Linked DNA regions of Homo sapiens: all the other regions are linked to region 1. The links are chromatin loops, found by intact Hi-C in ENCODE. Cell type or tissue: heart left ventricle. All regions are shown on one strand.

Region 1 (2,500 bases):
ATGCATGGGCTGAGGGATTCCAGAGCAGGAGCCCGCTGCAGCAGCCTTGTGATGTGAGGGCAGTGCAAGGCAAAGACATTGCCAGTACCATGGAGATGGTGAGCCCACCACAGCGAGTGCTCAGGAGTCTCCTGCCATCATTGGCATCAGCAGTAGTCTGCCAGGAATGCAGGAACACATCAAGATGTGTGAAGGGGGATTAGGCGATGCATTTTGGACACTCAGGATGGGCACCAAAGGGAAGTAATGGCCCCAGAAGAGTGCCAGCAATGCCTCCCTCGCAAATCCCCACATATTCTAAGCAGCCAGGCTGCAGGACTGCTTCTCATTTGGAGTGGAAGTAATTTGCAAGAGTGGTGGGAGCTGTTTCTCCCAGCTGCAGAAAATATTAACGTCTTGTGGAAGACTCTTTCAGCAGAATCTTAGGTCCATGGGTCACGAAGTCTGGAAAGTTGACAAGGCTTTGGGGTGGTGTGATGAAGAAGCATCTCTCTTTGTATTTTTTCTGATTTTGCTGTCTTCCTTCTTCATCAGAAAACACGTACTCTGCCATGGGCTGTAGCTAGTGACAGCAACATGGGAGCCGACCAAAACACCCCCTGGTGTTAGATGTGGTATAGCCAAGCAGTTATACAAGAGAGCTCTGAAGCCGACTTACTGGGTTCAAATCCCAGCTCTGCCTTACATTATCTGCATGATGTTGGACAAGTTGCTGAGCCTCTATGTGCCTCAGTTTCCCCACCTAGAAAATGAGGATAACAGGGTATGTTTTGCAGGCTTTTCTGAGGAATAAATGAATTAATAGATGTAAAGATCTTACAGCAAGCCTAAACCTAAACATAACAAGCCTCAGTAAATTATGATTCTGGAAGATTGAAGCTTAGCTTGAAAGCTGCTACAATGACACAATTAGTTCTGACAACTACACAAATTTATCAGTATAGAGGAAGAATCTCAGGCACAAATCCAGCCCTTTACCCAAGGCCTACAACCACTAAGTGACAAAGCAGTAATTCCCATTTTACTGGGTAGCTCCAAAGCTTGGGCTCCATTCCTCATGCTCCTCTCCTTTTATTACACGGATTGCCTAAAGCCTTAGGAACGTGGCGCCACTGCCACCTACTGGTGATGCTGCCACATGGCCCATGGCTGGGGCTCTCACTGAAGCCAATGGGACAGAGATGGAAAGGGTGTGCTCAGAACAGAGGACTGCCACAGGGCAGCCTGATCAGTGGAATGCGACAGGGTCCCAAAGGCTCTCTGGAAACCTTGTACCCAGAGGGCTTGGATTCTAATCTGAATCTGATCGCGGGATCAATCTCTCCTTCAAATAAAGGCACTTTGAGATCAATGTTGGCCAAGGTTTGTATGTGTTGCTAACACATTGTAAATCAAAAAATATCTGATATAGTTTGGCTCTGTATCCTCACCCAAATCTCATCTCTAACCGTAATCCCCATATGTCAAGGGAGGGACCTAGTGGGAAGCGATTGGATCATGGGAACAGATTTTCCCTGTGCTGTTCTCGTGATAGTGAGTTCTCATGAGATCTAATGGTTTAAAACTGTGGTACTTCCCCCTTCTCTCTCTCTCTCCTGCCACCTTGTGAAGAAGGTGCTTGCTTCTCCTTCTTCTACCATGATTGTAAGTATCTTGAGGCCTCCTCAGCCATGAGGAACTGTAAGTCAATTAAACCTCATTTATTTATGAATTACCCAGTCTCCAGTAGTCCTTTATAGCAGCATGAAAACAAACTAATACAGAAAATTGGTACCGGAAGTAGGGTTGGAGCCCCCACACAAAGCCCTCACTGGGGCACTGCCCAGTGGAACTGTGAGAAGAGGGCCACCGTCCTCCAGACCCCAGAATGGTAGATCCACCAACAGCTTGGACCATGCCCTTGGAAAAGCCACAGGCACTCAAAACCAGCCCGCAAAAGCAGCCACAGGGGCTGTATCCTGCAGAGCCACAGAGGCAAAGCTGTCCAAAACCTTGGGAACCCACCCCTTGCCTCAGCGTGTCCTGGATGTGGAACATGGAGTCAAAGGAGATTATTTTGGAGTGTTAAGATTTAATGAGGCCAGTGCAGTGGCTCACGTCTGTAATCCCAGCACTTTGGGAGGCTGAGGTGGGCAGATCACTTAAGGCCAGGAGTTCAAAACCAGCCTGGCCAACATGGAGACACCGTTTCTACTAAAAATACAAAAATTAGCCGGTGTGGTGGTGCCCACCTGTAATCCCAACTACTCGAGTGGGTGGCTGAGGCATGAGAATCTGGGAGGCAGAGGTTGCAATGAGCCGAGATCATGTTACTGCATTCCAGCTTGGGTGACAGTGTGAGACTGTCTCTCTCTCTCTCTCTCTCTCTCTCTCTCTCACACACACACACACACACACACACACACACACATACACACACAGAGATTTAATGAGTGCCCTACCAGGTTTTAGACTTGCATGGGGTCTGTGGCCCCTAAGTTTTGGCCAATTTATTCCATTT
Region 2 (2,500 bases), 320 kb before region 1:
TAGCCTTACCTTTTGATACTTTATCTCACTGGTCATATGCTTTAAGGAAAAAGATATCACATGGGCACAAGGACCCACACTGTAAATAGGTTGACCTTCAGCCCTGGAAACATGGAAGGACGGGTCAAGTCTCAACTTTTGGGCAACTGGAAGCATGCTCATAAGTGAGACATTATTCTGAGATTTCTTAGAAGGGACTTTTTTTTTTTTTTCTGGAGTCTGTTGCCTTCCCCACCACCAAACAGCATTGACACCAGATGATTCCAGCCTGTTGTGTGGGTGTGTCATGCGGGAATGTGTTGGTTCCCTGCCTGTTCTACTAGGGATAGGCTGGCACTGCCTTCTGTGGAGCTGCTGTGGAGACAGTTTGACCAGATCCATGTTTAGCCAAGAGATGCTACCGACTAGGTGTCAGCCCTGTTTAACCCCATGTTCCCTCAGTTACATGGTGGCATTTTGTGGCTGTGAGGTCTTTCCTAGAGATGAACTTCATGGGAACTCACTCTTTGCTTGATAGTGAGAAGAGGAAATGTTGCTTATTGTGGGCCCATCTTGAGCCTTTGGATGGTGGTTTATTGCTAGTGGGAGATGGGAAGAAATGTGAAAAATCTTCTGCCTTGAGGTTGGGCTATTGCTCTGCCTGGGGGAGGACATAGCTTCTGTTCCCAGCAGAGCTTTGCAAAGTGACGGAGCAGGTCTGGTCTTGTTTTTGGCTGGCTGAAATACCAAGTATGCTTGCTGTGACATTTCCCCCATGAGGCAGAGAAGTCCCAGCAGTGAGATAGAGTCCCCCCTCCAGGACTAAAGCTCCAACTAAAATTCTGAATGTCCTCACTTTCTCATTTTTAACCCTTTCCTTGACATTTTGGAAAACCATGCTGACTTCCTGAGTGGAAATGCTCTATGGCAAAGCTTTGCATATTGAATTGAGGGAGAGCAGTTAGTACGGAATGGTAGGAAGCTGCGGGAGGGGTGGGTGCTGACAGGTGTTCTCAGTGGGCTCCTGCCCAAAGGGTGATGAGTCATAACTCTACGTTCTCTTTTCTCACGAATCCGTATTTTTTTCACCTGTTGAATGGCCTTCTTATTTGACACAAAGTCTCTGGCATTGCTCTTCTTCCAGGCAGAGGTGTTCCATGTTCTACCTGAGTGTGTACAGGCCCCACAGTTACTGCCTTTCTGCCTTCCTGCCTTCCTGGCCTTGGCTCAAGCAGGGGGAACAGGGAAGGGACTGGTTCTCCCTGCTGTTCCTGCTTTGGTTCTGCAGTGAATCCCTGGCCCTGGCCCTGCAGTGAATCCCTGGCCCTGGCCCTTCCTGCTTCCTGTGACAGTAGCCTCCCGTGTGGAGCACCCCAGGATCTACTCCCACTGACTGCACCAGTCATTTCCTGTGTGTGTGCAGACATGCACGCATGTGCGAGTGAATGCTCATATGTAAGACTGGGCCTTTCTCCTTTAATTTTATCTTACCGTGTTTAGGAATACCTCATACTTTTGGTTCGTCCTCAGCATCTCCTCTTTATTTTCCCTGCTATTGTGTGGTTTTATTTGTCACAAGTATTTTTTTTTTTTCTCTCCTCTGCCCCTTCTAATATCTTGGAGAGGGATGGAGACTGAAGAGTGAGTTTGGTCCTCCACTTGATCCAGGTTCTTATTTTTGTTTTCTACTTCAAAGCGAGAACTTGGTACTGTGACTTTGATAAGAATTGACTTCAGGCCCAGCAAGATTTCTCATGCCTGTAATCCCAGCACTTTGGGGGGCCAAGGCAGGAGGATTGCGTGAGCCCAGGAGTTCGAGACCCACCTGGGCAACATAGGGACCTTGTCTCTACAAAAAATAAAATTAGCTGGGTTTGATGGTGCACATCAGTGGTCCTGGCTACTCGGGAGGCCAAGGTGGGAGGAATGCTTGAGGATCGGAGGTCAAGGCTGCAGTGAGCCAATATTGTGCCACTGCATTCCAGCCTGGGCAACAGAGTGAGACACTGTCTTAAAAAAAAAAAAAAGAATCAACCTCAGTAATATTCTTATCTTTTGAATAATTTTTCTTTGTTGAAGAGTCATTCCTAGAACAAAATACCAAGTTAACTCTCCTCTCCTGTCTAGTTGTGTGCACCACAGGCACTTGGTTTATTTATGGGTTGACAAAACCACTGCTGTTCCCATGGGCTGTTTCCCATCATAGGGAATGCCTTATGCAAATAGGCTGATACAGTGGATGATGCCAGAATTAGTTGATAGATAATTACCACTCACCCATTAGCACTTATTTAATTCAGTCTCTGTGTTCTGCTTTGATGAGTAAGCACTGGGATAGAGAAGTAGGGTACATATCCTGGTTATGTTTGCCATGTTGTCATGTTTGCATTTTAAAGGCCTGCATTAATGTGCTTTGTGTGAATTGGTTCTCCGTCACAGGCATTAGTATGCACCCCCTGAGCACAGCCTGGGCCAAGAGCTATGGGGTACAGGTGGTGGATCAAGGGTAGCTGTGTATGGA
Region 3 (2,500 bases), 100 kb after region 1:
CACAAGGTGTGCACTCTTAACTTGGGTAAGTAGGCTGTATTAGTTTGTTTAGGCTGCCCTAACAAAGTAGCACAGTCTGGGTGGTTTAAGCAGACATTTATTTTCTCATGGGTTGGGACTTCAACATGTGAATTTTGGGGGAACAGAATTCAGCTCTTAACAGTGGCATGGCTCTGCAGATTGGCCGTGCCTCTCTACTCACTGCCACCTCGCACGAAGTCCTGCATCTCCACACTCCCTCTTGCACTTAGTGCCATAGAGCTTTGCAAGATTTGCCAAACTCATAGGTGTGAGGTGGTCTTATTGTTGTTTGAATGTGTATTAATGATTTAAAATCTCTTCATATGCTTATTAGCTTTTTACGTTTTCTCTTCTGTTAATTGTCTGCACATTTTCTAGTGGGGTTGCTCTTACTTGCTGATTTACAGGAATTTCTTCTGTTATTAATCCCTTAGTGGTTTCTGGCATCATAAATATCTCCTCCCATTCTTTTAACTTTGCCCATGAAATCCTTATTTGTATATAGTCAAATTCATCAATCATTTTGCCTTAAGGCAGTCCTTTTCCGCCACAAGCCACAAAGATAATCTTCAAGTTCTGCAACATATTCCACAGATTTTGCCGTCCACATTTGACTTAAGAAGTCCTTTTCCACCACAAGCCACAAAGATAATCTTCAAGTTCTTCAATGTATTCCACAGAATTTGCCGACCACATTTGATCCCAGCAATGTCTTGGTGCTGACTCAGCAGAGCCAGGTGGGCTCCTTAGAGCCTCTCCTCCACTAGCACTGCCCAAAGATGCTTGGCAGCTGTCAGGTAGCACTTCTGCTACCTGGGCCCCTTCAAGGGGTAGGCCCCAAGAAAAAAGAAGGCAACTCACCAGCCAGAACTTCTCATCCAGCCCTCCTGGCATAGAAGGAACATCTTTTATTCTTTGTGGGTATTGCCAAGTGGGGGACAGCCACTTGTTTCCTCCTCAGGGGAAACAGAGCTCCAAACTTTACTGTCACTGGCTCCCTAGAACAAGCCTCAGCTTCTCAACCTGAGCAAAAAAGTGGTTAAAGCAGATGGTGTCTGAAAACTATCAACTACCAAATCCCAGCACCCAATAACTCAGATGTTTATTTTGGAAGTCACTGCCTTCCTCCAAAAGATTCTGATTCAGGACAGATGGTGCAGAGACTCTTGGAGAGTGAATTCCCCAATGTGTTTAGAGGATGGTCAGGAGAGGATAGTGCATTTGCTTTCTTTCTGGGAATTTTATTAGCTGCTATAGGAACAGCCTTTGCTAAAGGCCACCTTCCCTTGGCTGGAAACCTGAGGAGGTGGCCGGCAGCTGCGCCCCCTGGTGGCCATTCTGTGGTCAGGCTGGTCCTGGGAGATGAAACTTCACCTTCACAGTAGACAAGAGCCCAAAACGCGGAGCACGGAAAGTGCCTGCTGCACATAGCAGGGCAGGGGCAGAGCCTGCAAACTGGGGAGGCCTCCCAGCCCCCAGGGCATTGTTGTGACTGCTATTTTGGTTGGGGGTTAGTACTAAAGACTATTTGAGCCCTTGCGCCTGTCTAGGCCTCACTGGACAAGATGACCTGACTTTCACTTCTTTCAACAACCCCCTCCCATTATGTCAGGCCCACATCACACTGTCTAGCAAAGGATCCATAACTCGGAATTTTTCACATAAGTGCAAAGACACATGTTAATAAACACTTTAGATTTATTCTGCCATTTCTGAAGCCACCTCATTTAATTTATACATAGGATATAAATGGCTATACATTTTTACACACTTTTATACAAGTTTAGGTTGTACTACTGAGTTTGTTAAAATGTACCCATTATTTACTCAAAATATTTATTGTTACAAGAAAACCGTAAGAAGCTTGTGTAACATGAACAGCAAGTATTGAAAACGAATATGTAAAGTAAATGGTTTTGCCCTGACTAAATCAGCCTCAGTATTTTATGCTTTTAGTAGAAAAGCCCATTAAACAAAATAGAATCCTGGGGGATCAAATCATATGAATGATTCATGAAATAACACTTCTGAAGCAACCCCAGAATCATATAAATGTAAGGGTTAAAGGTCATATGTACTAAGCATGGGTCAGAGGAATAGAATGGATTTGTTAATTTTACCCTAAATAAAAGGCGCTTGTGGGCAACAGCTCTGCCATCAATACACATGGGCAGATGTTTCCGAATCCAGCCATTCCCAGATTTCACTGACATGCCCTTTTCCACAGGCTCCCTGCTGATGAGATTTCCCCAGCAGCAGAAGTTTGACATCACTGCTCCCGGATGGGAGAATCAGAGCTCTCCTCATTTGGGTCAGGGGTGGCTGGCTCACGAGGTTTGGTCCAACCAGCAGAACCAGCTCCTTGGATCCTGGAATAAACCAAACATCAATGGTACCATGCGCTCTGTGCCCAGGGAGTGAAAGGCAGGTCCAGGGTGGGAAGAAGAGGGGCTGCTACCTTTTGGAGTGAAAAAAATGA

What was found. Hi-C counts contacts between places; a loop is a spot of excess contacts. Peaks named below come from ENCODE experiments on the same cell type or tissue, not always from the same donor. Only the 100,000 strongest peaks of a DNase experiment are listed, where the experiment ranks them.
Region 2: a loop joins it to region 1, with 4 times the contacts of the local background. A loop is called at or near these places in 43 of 110 quality-filtered maps.
Region 3: it touches region 1 in a loop (4-fold over the local background); 26 of 110 quality-filtered maps call a loop at or near these places.

The regions. Positions count from the first base shown.
Region 1 is chr3:42,442,897-42,445,396 of GRCh38, forward strand. No RefSeq gene overlaps it. Among named protein-coding and RNA genes, the nearest start is that of LYZL4, 34 kb to the left of the region's middle. In heart left ventricle, CTCF peaks have their summits at 1,123 (motif pointing left) and 1,338; a DNase peak (open chromatin) is centred at 1,135.
Region 2 is chr3:42,122,146-42,124,645 of GRCh38, forward strand. The region is part of intron 1 of TRAK1 (trafficking kinesin protein 1); the gene reads left to right. Among named protein-coding and RNA genes, the nearest start is that of TRAK1, 32 kb to the left of the region's middle. RefSeq lists enhancers at 365-544, 625-814, 935-1,204, 1,385-1,484. In heart left ventricle, no CTCF peak of the experiment used is centred here; a DNase peak (open chromatin) is centred at 1,297; H3K27ac peaks cover 914 bases.
Region 3 is chr3:42,546,268-42,548,767 of GRCh38, forward strand. SEC22C (SEC22 homolog C, vesicle trafficking protein) reads right to left here. Exons shown (of 7, transcript NM_032970.4): 7 at 1,702-2,500. Among named protein-coding and RNA genes, the nearest start is that of VIPR1-AS1, 15 kb to the left of the region's middle. In heart left ventricle, CTCF peaks have their summits at 1,358 (motif pointing left) and 1,573; a DNase peak (open chromatin) is centred at 1,374; H3K27ac peaks cover 335 bases.